Regions from separate parts of the Mus musculus genome. Here regions 1, 2 and 3 are each linked to region 4. The links are chromatin loops, found by intact Hi-C in ENCODE. Cell type or tissue: heart. All regions are shown on one strand. Each heading gives the region's core, and the rest is flanking DNA. Links, peaks and the distances in the headings are about the cores only. Region 1 overlaps Macroh2a1 (macroH2A.1 histone). Region 2 overlaps Macroh2a1 (macroH2A.1 histone). Region 3 has its middle 63 kb from the start of Gm31542. Region 4 has its middle 14 kb from the start of Gm31657.

Region 1 (5,734 bases), core at 404-5,403, 80 kb after region 4:
CATACCTCCTCCAGCAGTTCCCACCCAGCCTACTGTGCCAGCTGCCTGGTGTCCCGCGGTACCCTGACTTCTGTCATCATGTCCCTGATGTCCTCCAGCTTAGATGTCACCAGTCCCATTCTGGGAAGTCAACCAGACTGTCTGGAACTCCAAGCAGAGCTGTGTGTAGAGGGGTCCTGAGCCTGTATCACACCCCCACGGTGGCCCTCTAAGAATGCTCAGTGTTCCCGAAGCACGTAGGACTGCCCTGGTCCCGGGTCTCCCAGGTGAAAGCAGGGTCACGTGAGCTTTTCTTCTGTGGCCATGTGACGCCTTGAGCACCGGCAGCTGTGGAGAACGTGGCTCCCCGGGTGGGTCCGTGTCACGGGCACAGTGCAGAAAACCGGGGGTGCTGTGACCACATTGTCATCCCATAGAAGACCAGCCAGAATGGCAGGCAGGCGAAGGACCTCAGACTGCAGTGAGTGAGCAGAGGCATAGCTCTGAAAGGTGCTCCGAGCATAGCTTCCTTCCTGTAAGTGCGCGTGCAGCATTGAACCAGGAGCTGGCTCGGGCACACACGGACCCATCCGTGCTGAGCTCCCTCCCAGGTCATGAGTTCACATTCTGGGCCCCTTGTGACATTGATTGTCACACATCAGTGGCAGGATACTGACTCGGAGACTTCAGTGATAACCCGAAGTCAAGGTTATCCATACATGCCCCAGAACTCTGCTCTGCACCACAGCGGCTTCCCTGCCCTTTGCTGTGACACCAGCTGATGCAGTTTAGAGACGGGTCTCTGGACCCATGTTCACAGATGGCCTGGGTACTGCCTGTCCCCCATCTTGGTTCTGTCTGGATGATCTACAGTGGCCGTACTTTTGGTTTAGAATGAGTTGAGTTTGTTAGGCATGCAGTAAGCAGATAAGAGCACAGCAAGCGGCAGAGAGACCAGGTTGTGTTACGCTGACAACATCCAGCAGAAACAAACTCTAGAAGCCTAATGGAGAGAGAGAGCATGCATGAGCAAATGCAAACGGACTCGTAGAACTCAAAGCAGTCAGCAGTGACCTGCTGAGGGAGCCCACCAAGCAGTGCGGCTGTAGCACCGAGTTCTGAGCATCGCCCAGGCATGAGCTTGGCTTCTCGTCCTCACAGCAGACATTTTTATACTGCAGAATAGCAGGAACCTTGCTGGCTGGCTGCTCCTTCCCCTCGTGTCAGAGCCAGTCTGCCTCAGGACAAGGAGGCGAGGAGACCTGGGATAAGGAAGGTCACATTGTAGAGTTCAGTTCCCAAGTGCCAACAGCACACGGCAGTTCTCTAATACAACTTAACCCCGCGCGGACTTTCTTCATGCCCATGTGAGCCCAGTGTGAGGACCCCGCAGGGGAGGCCTGAGGTGGGCTCTCACCATAGACGCCCCGAGTGCTGACCACTATGCTCTCTCCTACAGGAACGGGTTCCCGAAGCAGACAGCGGCCCAGCTCATTCTGAAGGCCATCTCCAGCTACTTTGTCTCCACGATGTCCTCCTCCATCAAAACTGTGTACTTCATGCTTTTTGACAGTGAGAGCATAGGTATCTATGTGCAGGAAATGGCCAAGCTGGACGCCAACTAGGCCAGTGATCCCTAGAGCCAGCACATGCGGTGTCCCCCACCTCCAACTGGAAAGAAAGAAAAAAAAAAGAGAGAAAAAAAAATCCCCTCGCCTGGGACTCCTGTCCTCCTCAGTCCCGCTCACCTAGGGAAAATAAGGTTTTGGTTTCCGGTTTGATTGGTTTTTTTTTTTTTGGCCTTCTACAATGTTTTCTGTTAGCACTGATAGCCGGCATCGTCCTTGTTAAGCACTGCTTTCCAGACCGTGTCTGACTTAGTCAACCTAGAGGATTTTATAGTTTCACTCTAATGAAGTCCTGATTAACACAGAGCAGCGGAGCAGCGGTCCCTCCCCTGAGTGGCAGCAGCAGGAAGCCCCGTTTGTAATGTGCGTTGCGCTGCTTTACCGTACACCCAGTGGCATTCTTTTTACTATAACGGTTTTCCCCCCTCTCAGAAGAGAAATCTTAAAATTTGCAACAGACCTCCTAACTTTTGTTTACTTTTTTTGTCTTAACGATAGATTTGAAAATGAAAAATGTTAAAAAGACAACTGGATCTGTTGTCCGTATTATATTTGCAATCTGAAATTTGTGTGAATTGATTTAGTAAAATGTTAAACTGTTACGACTGGCCGTGTTTTGTGTTACTGTGTCCTAGGACACAGGTACAGGCAGCTTACACCCAGGAAGCTCCCGGATAGACCCTGTACCTCGGCAATTTGGTCAGACATCTGCTGGCCCTAGGGGTGTGTAGGAAATTCATGTTGGAAGCTTCAGTTCTCCCGAGTGTGGTTGGGGTGTCAGTTCCATCTCACAGAGCAGGTACCCAAAGCCACACTGAGTCTGATGCAGAGATCAAGGTCTTGGGCTCTGGGCCAGATCCCTCCTGGCCCCATCTGTCTCTAACTTGTGACTGGTTCTACAGATAAAACTCAGGCCATGAACCCTCTGCTTGTCTGCATTTGCTAGCCCCCCCCCCCCTACAGTAAGGTCCCTAGCAAGAGGGTCCCCAAAGATACTCTGTCACTGCCGAGGTCAAGGGCACTCGTGATAATCATCTAGATTTGCCTGAAAGCACAGAAGCCTTCTCGTATGTCCTTGGCAGGTGTCTGTCTAGAAGGGTAGGTAGAACCAGGGAGGAGGACGAAGCGCACTCCAGAGCATGGACCTATGTACAGCATCTCTTCTATGCCAGCTCTGGTGGTACATGCCTTTAATCGAAACTTGGAGGCAAGGGCTGGTGGAGCCCTGTGATATAAAAGCCAGCCAGGGCCACACAAACCGTGTCTCAAAAAACAAACAGATTTCCTTTCCACAGGAAGTCTGACGAAGTCCGGCCAGGTCAGGACTCAGTCTTAGCAGTAGCCACAACCACCTCCAACTCAGACCTGAGTGACACTTTCCTAGCTTCTGGCTCCAGAACCCTTTCTTAACCAGAGCAGCGCTAGGTTTAAATTGCCTCCTAGGGGCTTCATTTGGCATTGATTCCTCCAAGAGGGCGCACCTTAAAACAGGGCTCAGACTTTCCTAAGGAGTGTACCCAATACCCTAGAGCACGGCTCTCACATGTAGCATTCCCCCCCCCCCCCCAACACACACACACACACAAGGGCAGAGTAGACACTACTGTTTGCTGGTGGTTTGGACATGTGCTGTGTGCCAGGCACAGTAGTGAGTACTTCATAGGCAACGATGCACGTGCTTCCTTTCCATCACATAAAAAAGCAGGGCCCATTGTTAGCTGTGAGCCAGCTGTCTAGTGACAAGATGCTGCCACCTGTGGACAGACCCTGTCACTGATCACTCTGACAGCCCACCTGGCCTTGGTGGCAGTTCTAACTCGGAGAATGAGACATCCCAAGGCACCTATTAAGTGTGTAGGAGGAGTCCAGGTTTAAATGACTTGTGTTCCTCCACCTTTGAAACAATTCCAGTCAAGCAACTGGTAGAGTTTTTGAAGACCCTCCACTAGATGTCGCCCAAAGGATTGGGAAGGGACTGGGGAAAAAGGGGCAGCCAGTTTCTGCTCTTTCTTGGCAACAGCACAAAAGAATTTGTTGCAATTCTTGCGGTTTCCAAAAATCACCTAAATGGTTCTAAACGTTGACCATCCAGTGCACGGTGGTTGCTAGGATTGCACCTGCAGGGAACCTCTCAAAGCATGCGTATGTCTCCACTCGGAAGACCACGCTTGAGTTAGTAAAACGTCCACACCAAGTGCTGTGAGGGGACACATGCCAGTGTCCTCCCGCAGCCACAAGCTGCTGGGTTAGTGACAGCAAATACCACAGAACAGAGTCCCCATCTCTATCCAGAATCCAAGGCCGCATACCCTTGGATTCTACAGTGGCCCCAGACACTTAGGAAACACTTTCTCGTTTGTTTGTTTGTTTGTTTGGTATGAGCGTGGTATACGTGCACATGTGTGCCCTGATCTATGGAACGACAGCCTCTAGCCCTGGAGCTAGGCCGGCTGCCAACAAGCCAGCATGATCTGTCTGCCCTGCCACAGGGCTAATGGCATAGCCTCATGAAGCCACACCTGCCCTTTTTTTTTTCTTTTTCTTTTTTTTTTTTTCCATTTAATTTTTTTTTGTGGATGCTAAGAGTTTGAACTCGAGTCCTGACATTTCCGCAGCAAGTGCCAAGCCATCTCCTCTCCTCCCCTGACCTGTTTCTGAAGAGCAACCCGTGCTCTGAGCAGCAGGGCTCCACCCTGAGTAAGTCCATGGTTTTCTTAATAGCTTCTTCCATGAGCCTTCAAATGGCCTTTGGGATGTCACAGAGACCACAGCTCCAACTGGGACTGAGTTAGCAACAGCAGCTGCAAGTATCCCCCTCACACACACACACACCCACATCCTTCCCCCTGCTTCTCATGGCAAGCCTAGGAGGATGGTAACGGTCTTTACATGTAGGGAAACAGTTGACGCACACTCCTACAAGACCACATGGCTCTAAGGGGAGCTAGGATTCGAACCCAGCTCCACATGACTGTACAACCAGAGCTTTCCCAGGATGTACTTCCCTTTGGTATCAGTCCAGTATTTTGCACCGCCCTTGTCTGTCCACTGGCAGGGCCTGGGTGATCAGCCTGGGGACCATAAACAACTCAGTGTATGAAAGAATCAAAATGTATATACTGAAGGAACTGGAGAGGTGTTCATTGACTAAGAGAGATTCTTCCAGAAGACCCAGGTTTCATTCCCAGTACCCAATATGGTAGCTTAACTGTCCGTAACTCCAGTTCCAGGGGATCCAACACCCTCCTGGCCTCTCTGGGTACCACACACACACACATGATGCAGACACAAATGCAGGCAGGCAACAACACACCCACATGTTAGAAATGTGTGTCTGGGCAAGCTTGACATGAATTTTACAAATGTTTCCCGTGACAGAGGCCTCTGATGGTTGGCTTGTCACATAGACAGGCCAGGCAGTGCCTCTGTCCAGCAATGGCTTGCAGAAGTGAGTTTGCTTCCTGGTGTGGGAGGCTCTAGAGGGCTTCTTAGAACATGTAACCTAGCGCTAGACTTGGTAGGGAAGGTCGGGATCTTCTTAGACAAGGTGGGTGACAAATGGAGCATGGACAGAGAGCCCCCTCGACTCCAGGCTGGGGGCACCCTGGGCCCTTCTGCTGATGACCCAGGCCTCGCCCCTACCCCCACTCATGACGGCCACCCCTTCCCGCCTTCTGCACCCCACCCCCAGCATTTGACAAACTTATTTTCCATTCAGGGTCAGGTGCATATTGCAGCCAGCCCTGACAGACAGATTAGCTTATATGCTAAAGCGGGTGTGTGTGTGTGTTTGTGTTTGTGTGTGTGTGTGTAGAATTCCATGAGCAACAATCTCCCACTTCACCCAAAGCTGACAGCGCTGGCTCCCAGGGCTTCTAGGCTGTCTGCTCAGCCTTCCTCAAAAGGTGAGGCCCCAGCAAGCTTGTCCATTTCTTGTTTGTCATTTGGGCTGCTTGGTGATCACCCTGTGGTCCTGAGGGCAAAGCCTGGCCTGTAGTCTCATTAGCAACCATGATGTTTAATTTTCCCCAAGGCACCAATGTCGAACTTTATCTTAGAAGCTGGCTTTGGGGCCTCCTTGCAGGGATGAGGGGGAGGCTGGAGGGGGGGCGGCGGGCGATTTGCCT
Region 2 (5,734 bases), core at 345-5,344, 62 kb after region 4:
GTTGGCAAAAGAGAGGGAACTAGCAACCCCATCCGTCCATGCAAAGTGCTGCCCAGCTTCTGAACTAGCACAGGGAATGCAGTCATACTATGTGGCGCCATCCTGGCCTCGGGCGGCTTCTGGTTAGCCTTGTCTTTCTAAGGCACTGTTTGCCCAGAAGCTTACCATATGATGGCCAAAGGCTCTGGGAAAAATTACACTAGGAACATGTGGCATAGGCACAGCCTAGCACAGATGTGAAGACAGGAGTGGCCTGCTGTGGCTCCTGGGAAAGATGGACCTCATGAGGTGTCTAGGAAGAGCTCTGCTGAAGGCAACTCCCTTCCCCATTCCCTTTAGCAGGGAAGTGGACTTTGAGGCCAGGAAAATAATCCACTTGATGTAGGTAACACAGGAAAGTGAGACCAGCACAGGCATCCCTCTTCGTTGTCATGAATGGCACCAGAGTTTGACAGTTAGGCCCAATATGCCATTAAGAAAATCTTCAATACTCACTCACATGTCTTAAAATTTAATTTCTAGCCCGATTTTAAAGGGGATTGTACTATTTCCTTTAGCCAACAGTGTCAGGTCAAGGTAGTAGAACCAGGCCACTTTCCTCTTGCCATAGTTCCAGACACTCTCCCCCTCCCCCACCCCAGTAAGGCTGGACCCGCGTCACGCTGCTGGAATGCTAGCTTGGCCAAGACCCAGTTACTGAACCTGGCATCTGTCTCCTTTAGTCCCACTCTAAGAGAGAGAAGATGTTCCCTGCAGCTCAAGAGTTGCATCTAATGGTGTTTGATGTTCATTGCTAAATAGGACGTGACCAACCTAGGTGGCCTGAGTATATAGCAGGTGTCAGAGACAGGCCACCACAGGGGTGAGATCAGGGTGATAGGTTGCTGGCAGGGGAAGGACCTTGCAGTTTTCTGGGATAAGTCCCTTTCTTCCAGCTGTCGCCAAAGGGACACACTCTTGCTCTCTTATTGGCAATGCCCCAGTGGTGTGTTCCTGCAGCAGCCAACAGGACTCACAGCTGCACTAAAGTTCCCATGCTGTGGTATAAAACTGAAGGTTTTAATCTTCCCACAAGATGACAAAGATGTAATCACTTTACTCAAACATTGAAACCACTAAAGATCTTTCTCCTTCCCAGAAAATCAGACTATTGGGAATTTTCACAATTTCTGGCCGTCTGATTTGTGATTCACGTCCCTTTCCTCTGCCATACACTGTGTGTGGTTGAATGCTCTTTGGCTAAGAGGTGACCGACACCAACCGACTTCTGTTTTGGCCCAGAACCTCGCGGTTCACTTGTGGATTACTAGATTGGTCCTTTCGAAGGCTGTGCCCATGTAGCCCGTGTGCCCTGTAGTCAGGGGTTTTCTTCTCTTGCCCATGGTCTTTTTCTACCTCACTACTGACCTTTGCCATTGGTTCAGCGTGCCCTAGCCAAGTTAGCTATCCATTCTTCTTTACAAAGACTGGCCCAGTCCTCTCCCCACTAGTCGCTGTCACACACTCTGTAGACCAGAGGATTCTCAATCTTTTCATACTTGTGTATATTCTATAAGAGCAGCACAGACTTATAGCCAACCCAGTGCCATGTTCTCAACATTGGTGTACAAGCATGATGGACAATCCAATATTAGCCTCATGCTTACATGGTGGTGAGAGAGACTGACAGCCCTCCATTGGCTGAACTAGTACCAGTGCTAAGCAGCAGGCCTCCTGAGATGCTGTGGTCCTTGCATCTAAGAATGCTCGCCACTGGTGGCCAGAAGGAATGACGGGAAGGCCAGGAAGGACTAAGAGTTCTCCAAGTAGCCGAGCTCTGTCTGCAGCTGCTTCCTGCCTCTGTCCAGCAAAGGCAGGGCATTCCAGTTTCCCTAGAGCCCACTCCCCTGGACCGAGGTGTCGCAGGCCACCGAGGGTCGGAGGATGCCTCCTGGCTGGTGGAATCAGCTGGAGAATACATTTCCCAGACGTGCCCGTACAGTGAGAAAGAGTTTGAAGGGTTGACCCTGCATGACTTTTCAGCATCTCATCCTGTAGACACTTAGATGAGTGCTCGCCCATGTTGCACCACCAGAGGCTCTCTTTTCCACTTCCTCCTCTGCCTCCCTCCCTCCCTCCCTCACCAACCTCTTGCCTTTTCACAGAGTGTGAGTTTCTTGTTTGTTTTTCTGGTCCTTGGGAGCCCACCCTGCCCTCACCTCCTCCCAGCAGGAAGGCACAGCCAGGGCCTGTGCTCTCCAGTGCCCCTGCCTCTTGGGTCAGGAGCCCCTGATGGGGAGGCAGCTAGATGCAGAAGCCTGTTAGGCTTGTGAGAGACCCCTAATCACCACCGGGCGCTAAGAGGAGGAAGCCCATGCGCAGAATTCTGGCCTTTATTCTGTCTTTGAATCTTTCATTGGCCAAATGACCACATTCATTTCTACCATTGCTTTCTCCCAAGGAAGGACTCTTAGTCTAAAGTACCTTTAGACTCTGAAGATCTAGCAGCTTTTTAGGACCAGAAGTTTGGGGGTGCATTTCCCTTGCATATAATTTACCAGTTTTTTTCTTTATCCCAAAATGGCTCCAGAAGTTCAGCCCCTTGGGGCTTAGTTGCCAGGAGCTGTCCTGTATTCCACCACTCTACCCCAGGCCAGAACAAGGACTCAGCCGTGCTGCCCCCTGCAGGCTCAGGCCTAGGTCTGTGGGCTGCTTAGGGCACTATTGATGTCACTGAAGAAGGAGCACCTTGACCAGACAGAGATTGTGAAGGTGCAAGTCTAGCCACACCTGAACCAAAAGAAAAGGAGGGAGTGCGGCAGGGCCAGGGCAGCAGAAGCCAGCACCTGCTGCTCCTCATTAGTAACCAAGGCTTGCCAGGGCAACAGAGCAACAGGTGGAGAAAGGCTAGTGACCCTTCAGAAAGACCCAGTTGATTGGGCAGACACAACTCAAGGTATTTGCAAGCCAGCCATCTACAGGCTATAGGCTACATCACTACAGGCTACTGAGGGAGTCTTCCTGCTTGGGTGTCTTCCCGGGTATCACCAGAACTCCAGCATCATGCGAGTAGCAGGCGTATAAAGTCAAGTGTTCCAGGAACAGGTAGTTCTCACTCTTTGTTACTCCTGACCAAGATGGTAACAGGGAGGGTCACCAGTGAGAATAGTCTCCAAGAGCTACACACTCGCAGAACAATGGCACCTTGCAGGTGTCCACATAGCCAGCTAGCATTTCTCCTCTATTGCCCTAGGGCCCCCCTCACCCGCACCCCTGAGCATCTTGCTTCTGGGTCCTGTCACTATGAAGTTCCTCTAAAGGAGAACCACCATCTTTCTATTCCAGGCCAGGGTGGCTTGTGCCCTTTCACCCTAAGCAGCATCTGCGGGTTCCGAGCGCCCACCTAGCTCGCTTCCCCTCAGCGCCCCATGGCACGGGAGTCTTCTGTTTGAAGTAGACCCACACTAGCCGGCGGCTCCCGGTTTCTCTCTTCCTTCTCTCCTCTGTGCCCTGTGCACTGCGAGTGCCCGCCGCCTCGCCCTTGCCCACACCCCGCCCACGCCCTGCCCTCTGCACCTTGCCGGCTCTCCTGTTATTTCCCACCTCATGCTTCTCTTTTCAGCTGAACCTTATTCACAGTGAAATCAGTAATTTAGCCGGCTTTGAGGTGGAGGCCATAATCAATCCTACCAATGCTGACATTGACCTTAAAGATGACCTAGGTAATTGGGGATGGGGTTTGGCACCACCAGCTGTCAGATGAGAATTTGTGGAACCCAGAATTTAGGCTCTCTGTCTGCCTAGACTCAGGCGTGGTCAAGGCAGACCTCCAGTCCTCGGTTGACATTTGATTGTAGACCCTGAGCATTGACTCACTCTAGACCACTCCAAATGGAGACGGTCGCTTACATCTCATCAATGTGATTGACCCCTTCCCCTGCATTGCAGACACGTCACCATCTAAATTCTCTTCCATAATGATCAGACTGACTGCTGGTTTCTTGGGGGGGGGGATTTTAAAATGTGTATGTGTGGTTTTTTTTTTTTCTTTTCCTTTTCCTTTATTTCTTTTTAAGCTGAAAAAGTCAGGTAACAACAAAACAACAGTTTCTCCATTCACCCTTTGGTTAGAACGGCACTCCATGTGTATGGAGGGAGGCGAGCTAGGTTTCAGAGCACGGAGCTGGACATCATTGATCATGGACCAGCTCCTGTCCATCAGCCTTCCCTAACCATGTGGTGGGACACAGCCTTGCCAGAGCACACAGGCTTGCCGTATGCCTCTGGGGGCAGGGTCTTAAACCCAGACCACGGTATATTCTGCATGCCTTCTGCCCTGGACTGCAGCCGCTCTTGTCCTAACTACGACGGGGCTCCCCTCCAGGAGCCCACTCCCACCCACACAGACAGGCCACAGCAGCGTGCCAGAAACAGACCGGAGCTCAGAAGTACCCGGTTGGGATTTGTTTCCCGCCTGCTTTAACCAGTGGCCGTCCGTAAAGCAAAAGGGCAGAGGCTATAAATGGCAGCAGCTCTGTCCAAAGTGTAGAAAAGAGAAAAGCCTGGAGAAACCCTTCCACCCACTCGCAGAACTGATACGCCCTATGCTGGTTCCTCGGCTGTCATTTGAAGGGAAACAAAAAGCAATAGAAACCAAAGCCTCCACGTTGGCTGCTGCAGACGAATGGAGAAACTCATTGTTGCGGTTGGCCTGACAGTCCACGTTCTTTTCAAAGCAGATGCCATGTTTTTGTAGCCTCCCCATGCGTGGGGTGCCAGTGTTGTTCAGGCTTCTGCAGGGTGAAGCGGGGGCATTCGTTGTTTTATTTCTTTTAATCTTCGGAAATGATCTCATATGTGTGTTTCTCTTTTTCTGTTTTCTTTTCTTTCTTTCTTTCTTTTTTTTTTTTTTGGACTTGTCCTTCCAATGTTTAATTTAAACATGTCACATTTGATATTCCTCCTCCCGTCCTCACCCCCACCCACACGTGCGCACACTGCGTGGACTGATTGCCCCCTGGGCTCATATGTTGGAATCGACCAGGTAGGCCAGCCCTGCCACTGGGGCCTTAGTAAATGTGCCTGTGTGTGGGTCTCGGTCCAACACAGTTGATGTACATCTGTTTACCTGTTATAGTTGCAAGTTGTTCAGGCTGACATTGCCTCGATCGACAGTGATGCTGTCGTTCACCCGACAAACACTGACTTCTACACCGGTGGTGAAGTAGGTAATGCGAGCTGGGTGCTGCCGAGTGTGTGTGTGCATGCTCAGCCGGCCGCGCAGACAGCTTGATCCTCTGACAGCTACGCAGGCTGCATTCATGTCACGCTTCCAGCCGTCCTGACCTTCCCAGGACCTTCATCCCTGGGTTGTGAACTGGAGAGGTACAGCTGGCCGTCAGCCCTGTGCTTCCCGCAGCGGCCCCCTCGGGCACTTCTGGTTTGGAAACTGGCTCAGCAGCCACACATTTCTTTCTCTGCCTGGTGAGGTGAGGTGAGGTGCGGCTTTGTTGCAGACTGGGTTCCCCGAGGTGTCAGTTACAGGCTCTGTGCCCACCCAGCTTTCCCCATGTCAGGGGCGTGTCCACAGACACACGTTAAGGGGTACCCTTTCTAAATGTGTCCCCACGTGTGAGGTTTCAGTCAGATTGAAGGTGTTTATTTTATAAACAGCACTTGAGGAACACTGTCCTAGACACAGGAAGCACTTGGGTCTCCCCTGGCAGCTGGTGCCCGCTTTGAGTCCAATGTGCTC
Region 3 (5,734 bases), core at 209-5,208, 180 kb after region 4:
AAGAATCTCCCTGGACTTTCAAAACCCCGTAGTGAATCAGCCTCTTGGGGAAGACTGCTCCAAAGTCCAGCCCCGGCATGTCCTTCCTATCTGGCAGCCCTGTTGCATCTGGAGAGCTGGGCCTGAGCATGTCTGTGGGGCAGGACCCAGGGGCCGTTCCAGGAAGATGGTTTGCTTCTTGCTGAATGTCCGGCTTTAATAGACTCAGGGAGAAGGTTGTGGTATAAAAGAGGGGAAGATCATGCTGTCTGCTCTTAGAGGGACCAGTGCTGCCTCCTGCATCTCATTACGATGCACCTTTCCTCACCAAATGACGGCCAGAGTGCACAGGCAGTGTTTCCTACCATAGGGTAAACCCTCCCTCCCCGGCACATTCCCAGCATCCCCGTGGGCAGCAGTAGTCATGTGTTTGCAGAGAAATTGAGGCTCAGAAAGGGCAAGTTCCTTGTCCGTGGTCACACAGCAAGATGGCAGCAAGGCTGGAACCCTAACCTACAACATGCCTAAGCCAGTCCTTGCTGCCTTTCCCACCCAGCTGTCTTCCTACCAGTGCAGACTGCCAAAACCTAGGGCTAGACAGATAGAATACACACACACACACACTCACACCTGATCGCAGCTTTTCTGTATTTGTGTCAGTGTGTCTGTGTCAGTGTGTCTGGCCTTCTTCAATCCCTGTCACCCTCATCAGGTTTCCATGACCGAGCCATGAAGGACACATTGAACAGTCAAAGAAATTATAGCATGTCCACCACTGGTGACACCCCAGCCTCAAGAGAACAAGTTGTCTTGTGCCAGCATTGGTAGACCCACAGGGCATCCACGAGTGGAGACTATAGGTAGGCCAGCAGGTAGTATGGCCCAGAGAGGTTAAAAAGCCAGGAATGTGAAGACCTGTTCTCTACCACTAATCCCAGCCCTGCCCTCTGGTCTGCCCTCCAGGGGGGCCTGCAGGAGTGAGAGTCCCATGGTTGGTGATCCTGCCTCCTAGCCACAAGTGCCAGCAAGGCATAGGCAGGAGACCGAGACTGGAGTAGTCACCCATCCCAACCATAGAGTCTGGAATGGGCTTACCACCTCACTGTGCCCACAGGGCCCAATTCGCTCCTGCAGCCAACCTGCAGCTTGCCATGCTTGCTAGATGGCCCTGCCGATGGCGTCCCATGCTTTCTACACTCAAGCCTCTACTTATCCTGGGGGAGGTGCCCTCTGTCTCTAAGATCAAACCTGAGGAGAGGGTGACCAGGGTAGGAGTGAGGCCGAGAGGGGAGCCTAGGTATCTGCTAGTCACTGTGGTCCGACAGGGATTCCGTGCTGCTTACTCTCATTGTGCAAGATTTCAAACACAGAGAGGCAAGCATATCAAGGTCCCAGGTACCCACTGCCCAGCTTCAGCTCAGAGCACAGCCCCTGATCCCCTGATTTCCACCCCAAGATCATTTTACAACACCTTGAGATGATGATGGTGGTGGTGGTGGTGGTGATGGTGTGTGTGTGTGTGTGTGTGTGTGTGTGTGTGTGTGTGCTCACACCTATACAACAGTAATGAAGATGTCAATAATTTGAGAGAGGGCATGGGAAGAGTTAAGAAGGAGAAATGTCGGTGAGGTACAGTACTCACATATGTGGGTTGTTGTTATTTTTTTTTAAATAAAATGTTTATGTTAAAAAAATCTTTACTTACACCTCTGACTTTAAAACATTCTTTTAATATAAAAGTATTTATAAGAAATGGAGTGATAAGAGCCTATGGACATTACCAGTGGGGACAGCATCACCAAGAAGTAATAAATGTGCAGCGGCCATGAGGAAGGCCACCTCCTGCCATCTGTGACATCCTTGTTGGTACCCAGAACCAAAGTTCCTCACCCACATAGGGAGAGCAGAAGGGGGCTCTACCCGAGAAATTTTTTTACACTTAAAAAATTACCAAATACTTAACAGAATGCCAACAACGGAGCCTTCAAACCACGCTGCAAAGGCCACATCCACACAGCCAGGCTTTGGGGGCTGTAGGAGCAGAAAGGCCTCCCCTCCTGGAGAGGTCAGCTTCTCACCATCAAAGAGAAGTTCTCCAAATGCCCCACCAGGGGGCCTGCGGGCCACTGAGCATAATGCATGAGAGTATGATCCCCACACCCTGGCCTCATCGGCACTGAATATATTATTCCAAGCAATTTTCAAAGCATTTGCTGAAATGACAAACTTTTTTTTGAAAGCCAGTGTTTGCACTGTTTAAACAGCAATAAGTCTGGAAGGTCATGGTGGCCTCTTAAATCCAAACCTCTCCTCGCATCTTAGTAAAACAAAACCGAGACCAACAAGGCACACAACCGCACGTGACTCATGCCTTCAGGGTTGGTAGGATTCATATATGACTATAAATTTCAAATTACATGTAAGATTTAAGTACCGAGTGCCCGCACAACTACATTCCTGGGATCGCAGAGGGCAGTAGCAGGGATTCCCAAGGAAGTTCCTGGAAAGCCAGGCTTGGTGGCACATGCCTGTAACCCTGGCACTGGGGTCTGGAGTTCAAGGACCCTCTGGGCTACATAGCAAGACCTTGTCTCAAAAAAACAAACGCTTGTCTGTGGGACTAAGGGTGGGAGCAACAAAAACAATCAGAATCATTCAGAGAGAGGAAATCCAATACTGAATAAAATCACGAACCTAAGTCTCAGCTTACTGTTTCGGTTTTGTTATTTGAACAACGGCAGGGCTGGGCTTGGCGACAGGAGTATAGCAGAGTTTCCCCCAATTAATTTAAACATTAATACATCAAGAAGCCTGTGATTGGACAGGGAAAAGGGAGGCAGGGCTAAGAGTTAGAGAGAGGGAGGGACAGGAGAGAGGAGAGAAAAGGGGAGGAAAATGGAGGAAGAGAAAGACAGGAAGGAGGAGAGGAAGAGGAAGGAAAGTGGAAGAAGAAAAAGACGATCCAAATTCCGTGGGGCTTTAAATAGCCACGGGTAGCTATGAATACCTTATAAGGGATGGATAATCATAGGACAATTTGTCCTATCTAGGTGGGCAGTTTACATCAATATCAATTGGCTCTGAGTTCTGTCTTCAGACACACCAGAAGAGGGCATCAGATCTCATTACGGATGGTTGTGAGCCATCATATGGTTGCTGGGATTTGACCTTCAGAAGAGCAGTTGGTACACTTAACCGCTGAGCCATCTCTCCAGCCCCCAGTGTGGGCGTTTTGTAGGGTGAGAATTTACTGATATAAATCTGACTTATAAATTATAAGCCTCTAGAGTTTTGATTTTACTGGGAACTGGGATTTGGGACCACTGACCACAGGGTGTGGATGGCTGGGAATGTGACCTGGGAATCTGCATCATGAGAACCTCGGGAGATGGGCGGTCTCTGCTTGGGGCTAGCCATGGAGGCAGTGGGGTTGCCAGGGACTGAGAGTAGCCCAAGAGTAGCCAGTGATAGCGCGGGATGGTGCATTTTTTATTATTTCCCACCACATGGGAGAGCATCATTGCTTTAGAGAGAAGAAAATTAATTGAGAAAAGCTACGTCCCCTCAGCTTAGGGATGTAGCCATAAAGGGTAGGGGGCACACTGAGTCCCTGCCCCACTCTACTGCCACTGAACAAATTGCACTTCAATACACTAACGAAAGGGGGCAGTCTTGAAACACCCTGCAAAACACGTAGGAGTGGTGGGGGTGGGGTCGGGGGTGGGAGGTGGAGGGAAATCTCAAGACTAGCTCTGTCGGAAGCTGCTGCAATAAGAAGTAGAGAAAAAACACAAGGGTAACATTTTGCCTGGTGAAAACTCTGCACCCAGAAGTCAAGTCAAGATGAAGTAAGATATAACATAATATCCCAAATGGAGTTAAATATTATAAAGCACAGATTTGAAGTTTATCAAAAGCAACAAAATCTACTCCTTGGCCTTTCAGCTAAGATTCAGGGCATTTCATGCTCTCAGTAGGTACTTCCTGCCCTCAATAGGTACTTCCTGCTCTCCATAAGTACTTCCTGCCCTCAGTAGGTACTTCCTGCTCTCCATAAGTACTTCCTGCTCTCAGTAGGTACTTCCTGCTCTGTGCAGTTACTCTCCAGCTCTGGAGCAGGGCTTGCTGGCTCCACCCACTCCATACCACCTCATAGTTCATAAGGGTACACTCCTCGGGGGAAATTACCAAACAATGCCTCCCCCCACCCAGCCCTCACCTAGCCCAATCAACAACTAGAATCATATATTTAAAAGTAAGAATGAAAGGGATTTTGATAAGGAAGAAATGGGACTGGGGTTGATATATTTTGGGGAAAATATTGAATAAAATGATCAAAACTTCCCTGGAAATAAAGCACAAACTACAGGATGTTCAAACCAGATGGGCTCCGATTAAATTGTACTACAGAACATTTTTGAGAGATAGTCAGAGAGAATCATAAAGTGACAGGAAACAGGCTGCTGAAACACAGGACAGGCAAAGAAGGCATAAGTTAAGAATAAGTGGAGAACACCAAGAAAAAAAAATAGATCTAGGAATACTATTCCCTTACATAAAAGAGATGCAAATCAATGCACAGAAAAAGCCCACTGTGTGCCTTAGGAAACTGATTAGCAATGTACACATCTGAAATATACTCTAGTATGCACCACAACATATAGAAAGAATGTTCAAATTCTTATTCGGGTAAGAAACTCAGGCTGTGGAGAGGCGGCTCAGCAGTTGAGAGAACTGGCTGCTCTTCCAGAGACTTGGGTTATATTCCCAGCTTACAACCCTCTCAAACTCCAGCCCCAGGGGATCTGATACCCTCTGCGCTTCTGCAGGTGTCAGGCACACACTTGGCACACACACATACATGCAGGGAAAACACTCATACACGTAAAATAGTTTCAAAGGGAAACTAGGCACATAGGATTTCCTAAGGACGACACAAACAAGTGGGCCAAGCAGAAGTGTCAACATGTGTCCTGAATGCGCAGAGGAGATGGCACATGTGTCCCGAAGGTACAGGGGAGATGGCACATGCACTCCGACTCTCACACCTATCTGCCCCTATCTGCCCCTATCTGCCCCTATCTGCCCCTATCTGCCCCATCTGCCCCTATCCGCCCCTATCTGCCAAGGTGAGGGTGAGGACAGCTCACGTGACAGACATGTGACTGATTACATGGGGATGGTGTCGAAAAATTCCATCAACATGATACATTCTGAGAATATAAAAGTGTAACCTTAAAAACAGTAGCAAAATGTAGAGGAAGCAATAAAACATGGTTTTTATTACTCGTTCTTATTGAGGGTACAGGGAAGAGCCAAAAGATACCACACCAAACTGTCAGCGCGTTCTGTAAAGGTTTAGTAAGAAAAGGGTTTCCTTATGCTGATGTTACTATTAAAAAGTACGGAAAGCTGGAAGGGTGGTTCAGTGGTTAAGAACACTTGCTGGTCTTGCAGGGGCTGTGGCTTCAGTTCCCAGCGCCCACATGGTGGCTCCTGTCTATCTGTAACTCGAGGTTCGAGAAGTCTGATGCCCCCTTCTGGCCTCTGTGGGCAATGCATGCATGCAATACATAAAAATAAATATAATCTCCTTTTAAAAAGAAAATTAATATAATGGCAGCAACAGGATTAATGCCACAAGCATTCCTGAAGGGTAGAAGATTCTGACCATGAGGATAAGCCACAAACAAAGCCTGATACACAGCCCTGAGCCGACATCTTAGCTGATGGGTGTACTCCACAGACAAAGGAA
Region 4 (5,734 bases), core at 479-5,478:
ACTTTAATCAGCCTGGCCAAGAAGTCGCTGCGCAGTTGCTCATCTGAGAAAGATGTAGAGGCATCGAGACCTGATCCTGGAGTTCTCACAGAGGCTGCCCTCTGCCAACTGCCAAATGCAGCCAGAGAAACCCTCCTGGCTCTGGCCTAATTGCTGATCTTTGGCTACATTGGGGCAAGTAGTCCAGCAGAGCTCTGTGGGTAAGAACCTTCTCCATGGGACCTGTAAGAGCCATGGTGGAGAGATCAAATAACCCTCTTGCTTTCAGCCCTACAGCAGGCCTGGTCTCCGTCAAGCAGGACATGCCAAGCCAGGCAGGACATAACTTCCCTGCAGACAGCAGGGCAATGAGCAAGCCATAAAAAAGCCTAATCTCTTAAAGCAACATGAACTGTTGGCAAGAGCATAAGGAGAAAACAGCGCTAGCCAAGGGCTAATTTTCTTCTCGTGGTAGATACCTCCTAACTGCCTGCAGAAACAAATGAACGTGGGGGAAAGTCCTGTTAACACGAGTGGGTAGCAAGGCACACAAATAGCCTTATTGTAACTGTTAGTGACAGTTACTGACTGAGTGCTTTTCTGCAAAGGGTATTTTTATTCTGTAGCTTGACAAATCTTTGTGCTCCCCAAATACTAGTAGTATTATCATCCCTTGTCATTTGTATCAAATACAAAAACCCAGAAGCCATTTGAGTATGTCCTACAAAAGATTTTCCTATAGGGAAATCAAAGACTAGTAAGTTGTGGTAAGGACTGGAGAAGAATATGCAGAATGTTATGATGTCACAATCCTTATATTCAAGAACATGTGAGTTATAGATCTCAACTGAGGACAGCAAGCAGCTGCTATAGCTGGCACCAGGACTACAGCCACAATCAGCTCTGTCACTCTTGAAGCTGGTAGCCATCTTGGTTTGGCTTCATTGAAGCCAAACTCTCTAGAAGAAAGACTTACTGTATCCGGCCTGCCTTCCAAAAATCACACAAGAAAGGTCATTAAGAGGAATTTACTGCCGGGCAGTGGTGGCGCATGCCTTTAATCCCAGCACTTGGGAGGCAGAGGCAGGCGAATTTCTGAGTTCGAGGCCAGCCTGGTCTACAGAGTGAGTTCCGGGACAGCCAGGGCTATACAGAGAAACCCTGGCCTCACTCGCCATCCTCTTCAGCTTTGAGTACAATGCTCACCCTGCCCTCAGCAGACAGGTTTCTTCTTGCAGTGGATAGGGATTAACACAGACCACAGCTGGACGATGTGCTGAGCATAAGGGACTTTGGAATGCTCAGACCGAAGTGGGATGTCTTCCTCAAAGCCTTCCTCAGGGCTCATGGATCTCTGCAGCAGAGGGGACAGAAAGATTGTAAAAGCCAGAGGGGATAGGTGACTCCAGAGAAACAGTGTCTTTCAGATGCAGCAGGACTGATGCACATATAAACCCACGGGGACCATGGCAGCACACAAGACCTGAACACACTCAAGCCAAACAGGGTTCCAGCATGGAGAGCGGGGAAGGAACAAGGAGCCCCAACCCTTACCAGGAAGCTTTCTACAACCGATACCCGTTGGCAAAGGAAAAATCTGGGGTTTTGGTTGGTTGGTTGGTTGGTTGGTTTGGTTTTGGTTTGGCCCCCAATGGAGTCTCAGTCTGTCAGCCACACTTCAGGGTAGGCCCTCTGCCCACCCATAGTTAGCCAACACAAAAAAATGAACTCCAGGACTCGTGTGTGTGTGTGTGTGTGTGTGTGTGTGTGTGTGTGTGTGTTATGTGTGCTGTCTGTTTCTTTTTGTCTTTTTGTTTCTGTTTGTTTTGGTTATGTTTGTTTGGTTTTTTTGAAAGGGGAAATCATAAAGCCGAGGGTATAGGGAGGTGGAAAGGGTCTGGGAGGAGTCCGGGTGGGGAAAACATGATAAAAATTTGAGAGAGAGAGAGAGAGAGAGACCCACAGCACAAATGATCAACAGTTCTGTGGCTGTCACACACACAAACACATATACCACCACTACCACAACAACAAACACCACCACCACCAGAACTCCTCCACAGCACCCGTGGCAGCTTGTGAACCTGAATAATGCTCTATTTCTTGAGCTAAGCAGTGTTGACCAGACTGACACTGTGAAAGTTCTCAGAGCGCAGGCTCGACATTTCTACATTTTTATATTATCTCAGGTTTTAATTTAAGTTTACTTAGAAGCCATGTTGTCTGCTAGGACCAGGAAATTAACCACAGTTGTGTTTGAAAACCCTCTTCCTTTTCGATGAAGAAGCTGAAAACCAGTCACGCCCAGTACAGCTACCAACTCGGCCTAAGTAAACACGGTGAGAGGCCTTGGCAGAAACTTACATTCATTGCCTTTCTCTCTCTCTCTCTCTCTCTCTCTCTCTCTCTCTCTCTCTCTCCCTCCCTCCCTCCCTCCCTCCCTCCCCCCTCTCCCTCCCTCCCCCCTCTCCCTCCAGCTCCCTCTGTCCCTCCCTGGAAGTGGGGGGGGGAGAGATCTAAGAGAGAGATCTGGCTATATAGTTTATCTCTTCTTCCAGAGAGATCAGTTAAACTACATTTCCCAGCCTCCCTTGTGGGCAGGTGCAGCCATACAGTGAATCCTCGCCAATAGAATGCTCAAAGAGGTCACCAGTGGTGAGTGTGAATTCCAAGTCTGGCTCATACCACTGTCTTGCACAGCCCCAGTTACCTTCTCTAACATCCTGGGAAAGCTCTTTTATGTGCTAGAGAAGCACAAAGCCATAGACTGAAAAGAACCTGGGCTCAAAGCAACCATCTGGAGGAGAGCCATTTGGGGGTGTTACCTGACCAGAAACAAAGAGACAAATGGACCAGCAAGGAGTAAGGTGTGAGGTGCACAGCAACAAAGCCTACCCCATCACACATAAGCTCTTCCACTATGAGGCACACACATCCTATGCGCTAACCCACTTGCACTGTCTATTTAGAGACAGACCCCACAAAATTTTAAGTCTCCCAGAAAACATAGTGACCTCTCAACCTGCAACCTATTGACTTAAAAAAAAGATTTATCTTTATTTCTTATGTGTATGAAGGTCTTTCATGCATATGCACCATATGTGTGCCTGGTGTCCCCCAAGGCCAGAGGACAGCTTTATATACCCTGGAACTGGGGTTTTAGAAGGTGGTGAGCTGTCAGGTGGGCAATGGGAACCAAACTCAGGTCTCCTTCAAAGGCAGCAAGTGCTCTTAACCACTGAGTCATCTCTCTGCCCCAGACTTTTAAAGCAAAACAAAAACCAACCAACCAAAAACCAAAACAAAACAAAACAAAAACCAAAAACAAAGAATTCACAAAAGAACTGGTCACTGTCTAGCTCTCAGGTGACCAAAGCTGTGAATCCAGAGGGAGAAATTCATTGTTATATTAAGAGCTGAATATCCTGTCTTATGTCTTTGCATCTCTTAAAAATTCTGTCTTCCCATTGCAGACAGAGAGCTCACTTAGACCAGCGGCATTCTGGAGCCGCTTAATAAAGGGCTTGACCGTTCTTAACCACCAGGGGGCGATACCACGTAACTGAAGTAGACAGTAACTGCAGAAAGGGTGGGACCCCTCTGGCAGGTATTCCAGTGCGGTGGCCAGAGAGTTCTTGGATAAATGGGGAGGGGACAGCTAAGAAGGCTTCTTTGACACCTGGCTCCCACTTACACACACACACACACACACACCCCCACACCCCCCCCCCACACACACACACACACGCACGCGCGCGCGCACCATCGTTGTTCCAAGGGCTACCCTACCTGTATGTTTTTCTGCACGTATAAAAACTCAGTAGCTGGAAGATTTAGCTGCAGGGGTTATGTAATAACTATGCTACCTGCTACCAAAACTTCTAAACACGTAGCTGTTGGAAAATGAAAACACGGGGTCAGGGTGGGGGAAGAGAGCACACATGTCGTGCAGAGCCACGGACCTGCAAGAAAACAGTTTCTTCCACATCACTCTGTGGTTTCCTAGTAAAACCGAAGGCTGCGAGTTCTGCTTCCTGGAATGGGAGCTTGCTTCCCCTCACCCCCATAACGAGCCCTTGCTAAAAATACCTACAAAAAGCTCAGCCTGTTTAACAGCACCAAAGAGCAACTGAAGATTTGTAGAGCAAGATGAAAGAGAGATGGGAACTCCCGAGTTCAGTGTATAGCCCAGCGGCTTAGCAGAACTTTTGATGAGCACCCCAGCCAAAAGAGTATTCAATACGCAGCTTGGGTTTTCAATTGGGGTCTCATATCCACAGCTCCAGAAAGAGAGGATTTTAGGTCAGGTTTCCTAAAGATAGACCAAGACAGACACTTACAAGCAGACCTGAATCAGGAGATATGACCTCAAGGAAGCTACAAGGAGAAAAGAGACAAGGAAGAGAAGTGGGAGCATACATGAGAGAGGGGCTGAGACTGAACAGTCTTTTTCAGGCCTGGAGGCTGGGGATAATTACCAGTAATTCCCTTTGGAGAACGTTGACTCTACAGAGTTAACTCTTGACTTTCCATGTTGTCCCAGAATCTTTTTAGGAGCATAGAAAATTAGGGGTGGGGATGGGGGAGATGCAATCTAAAAGTCTAAACAAAGGAGATGTAAAAATTCTAATATTAGATAAATAGATTTTAAGATACATTTTAAAGAAGAAAAGTGACCATTTCGTAATGGTGTAGAACAATTCATTTCCTAATAAATTCACAGTCCTAGCCTGTCCATAGCTCACAATATAGGTTTAATGTGTTCATATGCAAATCATGTTATATGTGTATGTAAGCACATGCAGACACATACATAAATGTATCTAATGCATCAAAAGATGCAGTCACAACAGACAGAATTAAGACAGATGGACCAATCAAGACTTGGAATACAAGACTTCCACACATCTCACTCCAGACCTGACAAGAAATCAGCCAGGACATTGAAAATCTGAAAACTATAACGAATAGACCTGGCTTAATTGATATATAAAACATGTCCCTAGTGATAATAAAATTCAAATTATTGCCAAGTGGATATGAACATTTTAACAGAGGAGAGCCATATGCTGAGCCCAAAAGAACTTCAACAGTTTTCTGTGCTTATGATCACCTGTTATTAGTGTGTGTTAGAAGTAAGCCAGAAAAAAGCACCAAAATTCTGATGTGCCAAACGTCAAATATGTGCTTTACAAATAATAACCTAGAGTTGGAGGCTGGGGAGCTGTTAAAAACACTTGCTGTTCTTGCAGAGAACCCACATGACTGCTCACAACCAACTCTAGCTCAGGCCAGCCTGGGCTGCAGAACCACTATCTCCAGAAAGAAAAAGAAAAAAAAAATTAAAAGAGGCACTAGATAAAAACAGGAAAGCATATAATCTCAGTCATTTAATTTGGGTGACTGAAAAATTCAACTGAAAGGAATTAATTCTTGGTAAAGTAAGTATCGAGACTGACTAAGAATAGATAATTTTAATAAGATAACTTAAATAAACTAAGACTAGATCATTTAAATAATACTTTACTCAAGAAATGGATCTTGTAATTCAAAATCTTTCCACCAAGGAAAACTCCAGACAGCTCCGTTAATTTCTGTCAAGTTTATATATCAAGAATGAATCTAGTACAACTGATATAATATCAAATCTTCCCGGGAATTTAAAAAGGAAGGAGAATCGTCATTCAGATTACATTTTCAGCAAGTTATTTTGAGTGTGTCAACAAGCTGATTCTAAAATTTACATGGAGAAGCA

What was found. Hi-C counts contacts between places; a loop is a spot of excess contacts. Peaks named below come from ENCODE experiments on the same cell type or tissue, not always from the same donor. Only the 100,000 strongest peaks of a DNase experiment are listed, where the experiment ranks them.
Region 1: it touches region 4 in a loop (3-fold over the local background); 4 of 42 quality-filtered maps call a loop at or near these places.
Region 2: a loop joins it to region 4, with 2.8 times the contacts of the local background. A loop is called at or near these places in 8 of 42 quality-filtered maps.
Region 3: it touches region 4 in a loop (5-fold over the local background); 3 of 42 quality-filtered maps call a loop at or near these places.

The regions. Positions count from the first base shown.
Region 1 is chr13:56,070,097-56,075,830 of GRCm38, reverse strand. Macroh2a1 (macroH2A.1 histone) reads left to right here. Exons shown (of 9, transcript NM_001159513.1): 9 at 1,439-2,209. The coding sequence ends at 1,604. Among named protein-coding and RNA genes, the nearest start is that of Gm31485, 48 kb to the left of the region's middle. In heart, for the core only: a CTCF peak has its summit at 3,378; no DNase peak of the experiment used is centred there.
Region 2 is chr13:56,087,725-56,093,458 of GRCm38, reverse strand. It overlaps Macroh2a1 (macroH2A.1 histone), which reads left to right. Exons shown (of 9, transcript NM_001159513.1): 6 at 3,602-3,701. Among named protein-coding and RNA genes, the nearest start is that of Gm31485, 31 kb to the left of the region's middle. In heart, for the core only: a CTCF peak has its summit at 2,664 (motif pointing left); a DNase peak (open chromatin) is centred at 688; H3K27ac peaks cover 1,235 bases.
Region 3 is chr13:55,970,675-55,976,408 of GRCm38, reverse strand. No RefSeq gene overlaps it. Among named protein-coding and RNA genes, the nearest start is that of Gm31542, 63 kb to the right of the region's middle. In heart, for the core only: a CTCF peak has its summit at 2,085; no DNase peak of the experiment used is centred there; H3K27ac peaks cover 267 bases.
Region 4 is chr13:56,149,831-56,155,564 of GRCm38, reverse strand. No RefSeq gene overlaps it. Among named protein-coding and RNA genes, the nearest start is that of Gm31657, 14 kb to the left of the region's middle. In heart, for the core only: a CTCF peak has its summit at 3,503 (motif pointing right); DNase peaks (open chromatin) are centred at 3,554 and 3,974; H3K4me3 peaks cover 442 bases; H3K27ac peaks cover 1,352 bases.